Linked DNA regions of Mus musculus: all the other regions are linked to region 1. The links are chromatin loops, found by intact Hi-C in ENCODE. Cell type or tissue: heart. All regions are shown on one strand.

What was found. A loop is a pair of places that touch in the nucleus more often than their neighbours do. Peaks named below come from ENCODE experiments on the same cell type or tissue, not always from the same donor. Only the 100,000 strongest peaks of a DNase experiment are listed, where the experiment ranks them.
Region 2: a loop joins it to region 1, with 1.9 times the contacts of the local background. A loop is called at or near these places in 4 of 42 quality-filtered maps.
Region 3: a loop joins it to region 1, with 2.2 times the contacts of the local background. A loop is called at or near these places in 4 of 42 quality-filtered maps.

What each region holds. Positions count from the first base shown.
Region 1 is chr13:44,838,746-44,841,245 of GRCm38, forward strand. The region is part of intron 2 of Jarid2 (jumonji, AT rich interactive domain 2); the gene reads left to right. Among named protein-coding and RNA genes, the nearest start is that of Jarid2, 110 kb to the left of the region's middle. In heart, no CTCF peak of the experiment used is centred here; DNase peaks (open chromatin) are centred at 1,366 and 1,966; H3K4me3 peaks cover 1,261 bases; H3K27ac peaks cover 1,235 bases.
Region 2 is chr13:44,912,679-44,915,178 of GRCm38, forward strand. It overlaps Jarid2 (jumonji, AT rich interactive domain 2), which reads left to right. Exons shown (of 18, transcript NM_001205043.1): 13 at 503-608; 14 at 973-1,155; 15 at 1,568-1,698; 16 at 2,086-2,269. Among named protein-coding and RNA genes, the nearest start is that of Dtnbp1, 88 kb to the right of the region's middle. In heart, a CTCF peak has its summit at 1,130 (motif pointing left); a DNase peak (open chromatin) is centred at 413.
Region 3 is chr13:44,906,770-44,909,269 of GRCm38, forward strand. Jarid2 (jumonji, AT rich interactive domain 2) reads left to right here. Exons shown (of 18, transcript NM_001205043.1): 9 at 725-817. Among named protein-coding and RNA genes, the nearest start is that of Dtnbp1, 94 kb to the right of the region's middle. In heart, no CTCF peak of the experiment used is centred here; a DNase peak (open chromatin) is centred at 1,152.

The DNA.
Region 1 (2,500 bases):
ATATATTAATAAAAGTCAAATATTAGCCCAGTGTATCCTTTTTTCCACCTTTTTGGATCTTGTTTTAATAAATCACACCTAGGTGACAGGATCATTACAAGAAATTGGTCAAAAGGATCATTAGGGTGTAGGCATCCTTTGACACTGTTGGGAGATTCCTTACAGATACCAAAGCTCATGGAAGACTCATATTTGTAAAACTTTATAGCCAGGAATGTTCTTGTATCTAGTCTTCCACTACTCAGGATGTGTGACAGGAGAATTGTCAGTTCAGTTCCAGTTTGGACAAGATGGTGAGCTAAGGCCATCTTAGATCTTGGGGAGTATTAAGGGAAACTAGATTCTGAAACTTCATTTCTCTCCAACTGTATGTGTGATAGGTTTCCTCTATTGCACTTTCCCCAGAACTGGTCATCACCAAAGTATCTTGCCCATCTTCTTTCCAGTTTTCTGCAGTGGGTGCTTTCAGTATTGAAGAGCCTAGAGGAGCCCTGCAAAGAGGGAAACAGGGGTGGGGAGATTCTTGAATGGCCCCCCTGTCTAAAGAGACATGGTAACTTGGAGTGTGGTTGGAAACCAGACTATTCTAAGCCACAGCTTTATCATTTATACAATAGATTCGCACCATTCCATATGTGGGTATTACAGGCTTCAGAGGAGATTGTCACTTCCCTCTTCAGGAAGTGCTGAAATGCAGGAAATTTCTTAGGTGATCTAAGAAATGACCATGGTAACTGTCAGGCATCATACCCCAGGGAAAGCTAGTATCTGCCTTTACCATTTGCAATTAAATTATGACTATATTTTAAGAGCCCAGAAAGGTAAGAAAAACAGAGTCAACTTCTTAGGCTGGGGTGTTCCAGTCCTTGAGTGTGAACTTCAATTCAGTGCTCCGCTCCTGCTTTTAGACACCATCTTTACCTTTCTTGGAAGGACATAAAGAGAAGCATGTGGGTAGTGTAAAGCGTGTATTCTGCACATCAGCATTGTCAGATGAAGCTCAAAAGCTTCAAAGGAAATAAATGACGTTGAAAATAAAAAAAGACAGACAGACAGACAGACAGACAGACAGACACACACACACACACACACACACACTCCCTCCCTCCAGCTACTGGAGGCCAGTTGGATGCCTGCCTTTTTCACCCCTCTCAGCAGCTGCCAGGCTACAGAGCCTGTTTTGTGAAAGATCAAGAAACAATGAGGGAAAACAGCTTCAGCTTGATTAGATTAGATCAATTTATGTGCCTGGGGAGGGGCCTAGGCAGGGCTGGGGGAGGGGTGTCCTGTGCTGGCAGTGGCCCATGCCTGCCCATTCGGTCACTTCATAAGTAATGAAGCTCCCGTGGTGGCTGGAATTGCAGGAAGGGGGAGGGAGGAGGTGGAGGAGGAGCATGTGAAGAGAGATTTCTGCAGTCTGTCTGGAGAGCTGCCCAGGGTTCCCAGCCAAAAAAACAAACAAAAATAAATAAAAGCCAAGTGCTGAATGACACAGATTATGATATTAAAAAGGGATACTATTGAAACATTGCCCTGTTTCCTACTGTTGTTGGAAATGGGTGTGTGCAGAAGCGAGGGGCGGTTAGTGCACTGTACAACAGGCCATTCCTTGGACACAAAAGTCCGTACAATTAAATTGTGAATGCCCCTCGCCAACGTCCCCTCCCCCACCTCATGCCAGAAATTCTGTAATTTTGATTTGTCTGCATTGCAGGTCATGGAAATAGCAGGATGGAAAGCTAGTTTCTTTTGCCTTTTCTCATTTTAATTCATCAAAATGGTAAAAAGCGGGGAGGGGGAAAGTCAGCCAGATGCCCCCTCCTTTTCAGTGTTCAATTCTCTTCCAGGCACATAAATAATCTTCTCTCCCGACTGTCTCCCCTCCCCCTTGGCCCCCGCTGGTGTTCGGCTGTCCTATTGCCGCGCGGAATCTGCACTGCCGCTTGCTTATTACGTACAGGGGAGGATTGTTGACAAGTGCTCCGGAGCCTGCCTCACTGCGCTCTCCCTTCCTCCCTCCCTTCCTCTGTCCTTCTTCCTCTGTCTCTGCAATGATCCGGCTCTGAGGATGGCTGCTCCACGGGTCTGTCAGGTGCAGTTTTTGGTGGCTTATCTTGAGGAACCTGGGATAGAAGGTCTGTTCCTATAAATAAAAGAAAAAACAAATAGCTTGTGATTCATTTCAGTCTGATTTGGCTTTTGTTGGAGAAATAGGCCTTTGTGGGTTTTCCTGCTAGGGGTCCCGATTATATATCCATTATGGATGGCAAGGGACACACACACACACACACACACACAGTATTTAAAGTGTTTTGATTTAACATTATTTTAGATTTTTATATCTTCCCTAAGGGTAATGGTGGCTCCTAAGATACCATGGAAATTTACAAGAGAGAATTAATGTCGTTCTTAGCACATTAAGCTCTGTTGACCATTTTGACCAAATCTGCAGTTTAAATCTTGTATGAATTTAGACATTTCTCTGGGGATTGACCAGGCA
Region 2 (2,500 bases), 74 kb after region 1:
CCTATTTGAACTCTTATCCCTGGGTTCATGATGGCATAAAAGAAAGCAGAGCCAGGGATATCATCAATAAACTTTATGGCACATGGTTTTTCAACTGGTCTCTTCCTGACCAGCTCCAGGTCCTCCCTGGTTGTCTTAGTAGCGGGGACCTAGGTACTATGTTTTCCCATCTCGAACAGCATCAAATCCTGTGCCTATGCCTGAGAACTTGGCCACTCTTTGCAGTGCCAGAGAACTCACCCAGGCTGAGGGAGTGTGTACTTGTGTGTGTTTCTGATTTATAGAGGGCTTCACTCTCTGGCTTTGGTTTGAAGACTTTTGGCTCACCCTGTGGAGCAGATCTGCATAGAAAGCAAGCAGTGTGTGTAAGGCTATGCCTGTGGTTTGGCTCTGTGCTGGGCAGAAGCAGCCAACAGCAACAGAGCAGGCACTGGGCCAGCACTCCAGCCTGGCTGCCCCACAGAGGTCTCATCAAATGTCTCTTGTCTTTCCACCACCCCAGGTATTGCATTCCTGCTGAGGAGGAGAACAAGCTGGAGGACGTAGTCCACACTCTGCTGCAGGGCAATGGTACCCCAGGGCTGCAGATGCTGGAGAGCAATGTAATGGTAGGTCTATTATTGTTAGAAAGTGATTCTGTTGTCAGCTCCTGACAATGCTGGCTTGGGCCTGGATGTGCTACAAAAGGTCTTTTGGGCCTAAGGAGGAGGAAGCTGTGTGTGCACCATGGGTTCTGCCTTGCCGAAAATTGACTATTAGGCTGGCATTGACTTGTGTTTTCATGATTGCCTTGTTTGATATTTTCTGAAGGATAATCATAATCTGGTTTGTTAGGCAGTCCCTCCGTCAGAATTCCTGTACAGCTGAACTTCCCCCATAACCTGGATGGTGTCCATGGGGTCCATGGTGCAGAGGGGTTGCCCAGCAGAGCAGCAAGGGCCATGCATCTCTCAGTTGGCACTCTCTCCCCAGATCTCCCCAGAGGTGCTGTGCAAGAAGGGGATCAAGGTCCACAGGACTGTACAGCAGAGTGGGCAGTTTGTCGTCTGCTTCCCGGGATCCTTTGTGTCCAAAGTATGTTGTGGCTACAACGTCTCAGAGACAGTGCACTTTGCTACCACCCAGTGGACAAGCATGGGCTTCGAGACTGCCAAGGTAAGCAGAGCAGGCGTCCTTAGGTACTGGATGTGATACTGACTCAACCGTAGGTCTCTGAGGTGCTGTCATTCGGTGCTGGAGAGCCTCCATGCCTGGAACTTTTTATAGGAAAGTTTTTGAGGTTTATATTAAGCTTTTGACTTCTATACTGGCCATGCCACAGTTGTGGGGACCACTCAAATATAGTTGTGCTTCTGCCTCATGCTGGCAGTGAGGTGCCAGAACTTTTCTTGGAATCGGGTACTCAGTACTATTATTCTCCAGGTAAGCACAATGGTTGAACATCTAACAGCATTAATCTAGGTCCAATGGCCACTTTAGAAACTCACACAGCTTCTCTGCCACTGTGACCCTCAGCTGTTACTTAATCATGGAAACAGACCCTTTGTAAAGGTGGTTCTTCTTTCAGGAGATGAAGCGCCGCCATATAGCTAAGCCATTCTCCATGGAGAAGTTGCTCTACCAGATTGCACAAGCAGAAGCAAAAAAGGAAAATGGTCCCACCCTCAGTACCATCTCAGCCCTTCTGGATGAGCTCAGGTAGTGTAGACCCAGGTCTCAGGACCTCAGGGGAAGCAGGCCCAGGTGGAAGAAGCAGGTGGCAGTTCCCTGAACTGCAGGCCACCTGCAGCTCATTAAGGACTGAAACTTTTTCCTTTGGTCCTCTGCTATTCCTCCATCTTCCTGTCTGATAATGGGAAGCTCTTGGTGAGCTGATAATGAAAAGTGCTCCCAAGCTCTTTGGGGTCAGTGCTGAACTTGCCTTTTGGTAATAATAGTATAGAAAAGGAAGGTTGCTGGGCCTCTCTCCCCATGGCTGACCCTGTAGTCTAGTCTAAAGGGGTGATGACATGTCCTTTTTAGTGGGAGCAGGTATTCATTGTGGGCATTTGACCTTCTGATGACACCCGCCACTTCCCTGCACAGGGATACAGAGCTGCGGCAGCGCAGGCTGTTGTTCGAGGCTGGCCTTCACTCTTCTGCACGCTATGGCAGCCACGACGGCAACAGCACAGTGGCGGATGGGAAGAAAAAGCCTCGAAAGTGGCTACAGCTGGAAACTTCAGAAAGGAGGTGCCAGATCTGCCAGCACTTGTGCTACCTGTCCATGGTGAGTGTATGTGTGAGAGCCCAGTGTGACCCACCACGGCCTCAACACCAGGCCTACTTCAGGGCTTCCTTCAGACCCCAGCCTCCTCTCACTATGGTAGCAGGAGTGGGAGTCACTTGGCCACAGTGGGCAGTTCTATCTAGTACTGGTGCACTCCCCTAAATCCCTTGCTTTTTATACCACTTAGTACCACACCTACATTCTGTTACACCTTCATACTGGGAAACACCC
Region 3 (2,500 bases), 68 kb after region 1:
TGCTGGAGCCGGAGGAAGCTGACTTGTTCTGTGGGATGAGCGCTAGGACGCTGTCTTAGGACTGTTCTGAGCTGCTGTGACCAAATATCACAGAGGAGACTTTCTGTGTTGCTTCTAGAGGTTGGGCTCTTTCTCATTTACAGCATTAGGTGAGTCTTTGGCAACACAGAACTGTCATGAAATGGCGTGCTCTCCATGCCTGTTGGTAGTTATTTAAAGCCGATACTATGATAGTATATTAAACCCCAGGAAATATTTCTTGTTGTTTTTATAAACCTGATATGTTAAATAAAGATTTAGTTGGAAAAAGCTGACATGGTTGGCCCAGGTGCCCACAACTTGTCTGTGGCACTGCGGGTGGCTGCAGGGGCATGCCCATCACCCCTGTCTGTTGCATCTGTGGTAGTGTTTACATTAGATCCTTCTTGTACTTAGGGAGCTTAGAAAGGTTTCAAGTTGCAGGAAAGTAACCTTGTCAACCTCATGCCGAGCCTTGCCTTGCTGGAGAGCAAACCCACCCCTGTCTTCATGCTCACCTCTTGGTGTTGCTTTCCCGAGCACAGTGTACTGGGATAACAAACTTAGGTGGGTGTTGTCACCTATTGAGCACACAGTGTGTCTTTGTCACTATGGGGAAGCCACTGGACAGAGACCTATGACAGAAATTTATGTCTTAACATAACATGTCTTAAGCCAAACTCTTCTTCTGTTTTCTTTGTTTCAGGGAAGATCTGTTTCTCTAACAACTTTTTATCGAACAGCAAGAAACATCATGAACATGTGTTTCAGCAAGGAGCCCGCACCAGCAGAGATTGAGGTAAGTAAGTTAGCCATCTCCATACAACGTCCTGTGACACTAGGAAGGGTCTTGGTGCAGTATGATGGGACACAAAGGCAGAGGTTGTTCCGTGTGTCTGTGCTTGGGCAGCCAAGCATTTTACTCTGGGAATTCCCTAGTCTGCTGGAAGGGCCTGGGGGGCGTGCCTGGGCTCCATCGCTGGTCCAGCTGGCAGTTTTCACGCTCAGGGAACTGCCTCCTTCCCATCCTCTCTGTGTGTTCTGGAGGAGAATGTCTGGAATCCCCTCAAGTCGTGGTGTGCTTTTCTCCTTTCCTGTTCTTCATGTAATGGGATTGGCAGGTGGCCATGTTTGTGCTTCTGCCAGCTCTCTTCTTGGAGTTAGTGCAGTGTTGGAAGACAGTGTGCTCTTGTGTGCCCGGGCCAATTAGCAGCTGGTCCGTGTGAGGTGCTGCAGAATAGAGCTGGTCCTGTTTGTGTATATTCCCTGGCCAGTGCCCAGCAGAGTCCTTCAGACCCTACAGCTGCTGACATAGGAATCTAGCAGTGGCTGGTTTGTGAAGGGAGAGAAGCCAGTTCTGATTCCTGGCTCAGCACAGAGCTAGGAAGAGCAGTGTTGGGGAGGTGTAGCTTCTCCTTCTGGGTGACAGGTTCCCAGCCAGCTTTTTAGTTGACTCTGATTTAGAACTTGGATAACTCTCTTGCTGCTCATGCTCTACCTAGCTCTGTAGCCCGGAGCCTGACATCCACTGCCAACCCCGGGGTCAGCTCTGTCCAGGACTGGTCTGACACCCATGTGGCCGTTTTGGCTGCTTCTTCTTCTTCTTTTTTTTTTTCCGAGACAGGGTTTCTTTGCAGCCCTGGTTGTCCTGGAACTCACTCTGTAGACCAGGCTGGCCTCGAACTCAGAAATCCGCCTGCCTCTGCCTCCCAAGTGCTGGGATTAAAGGCGTGCGCCACCACGCCCAGCCTATGGTTGCTTCTTGACACCTCATTGACACTATGGCAGACAGGCCAGATTGAGAGGGTTCAGCCTGTGTCGCCCCTCCTGTGTTGAGCTCATGGTTACTGCTGGCCACAGCTCACTTTAAAGGCCTCTACAAGCTTCTATTTAGGATTTTTTTTTTTTTCCTTAGAAAGACTAGATTTTGCTGTAAACTGTAATCTGAATAAAGGAAATTGCAGGTTTGCTGAAATTCGTATTTTAGTTTGTGCCGGCTGCTGTGGACTCAGTCCTTGTGCCTCCTCTGGACATTAGTGCCTGCAGGTTTCAGCTCTGATCCATCAGTCTGAATCACAGGGTGTTCTTTCTGAGTAAAGGGTCCATTCAGGAATGGTACTGAATGGTACATGGCATTCCTTTATGGTTTGTGGCCGTTTGGCCCTTCAGACAGGCCTCTATTCCTGGGATTTGGGTTGCAGTCTCATCCTGGATGCTCATTGGTTGAGTTTTTCACAGTAAGGTTTGGTGGGAGGAGAATGGATTGAAAGTGCAGCTGAGGTTGGAGGCAGGGCCATCTTAAAGGAACATGACATCATTCCTTCACTCTTGATTGCAGTGCCTTCTCAAACTATCCCTTTCCTAATCTAATCAGCTCAGTTTGTTGCCAGCTGTCTGTCTGTTTGTCTCTCTCTCTCTCTGTCTCTCTCTCTCTGTGTGTGTGTGTGGTACATTTTGAGGTCAGTTTTGGAGTAAGTTCTTT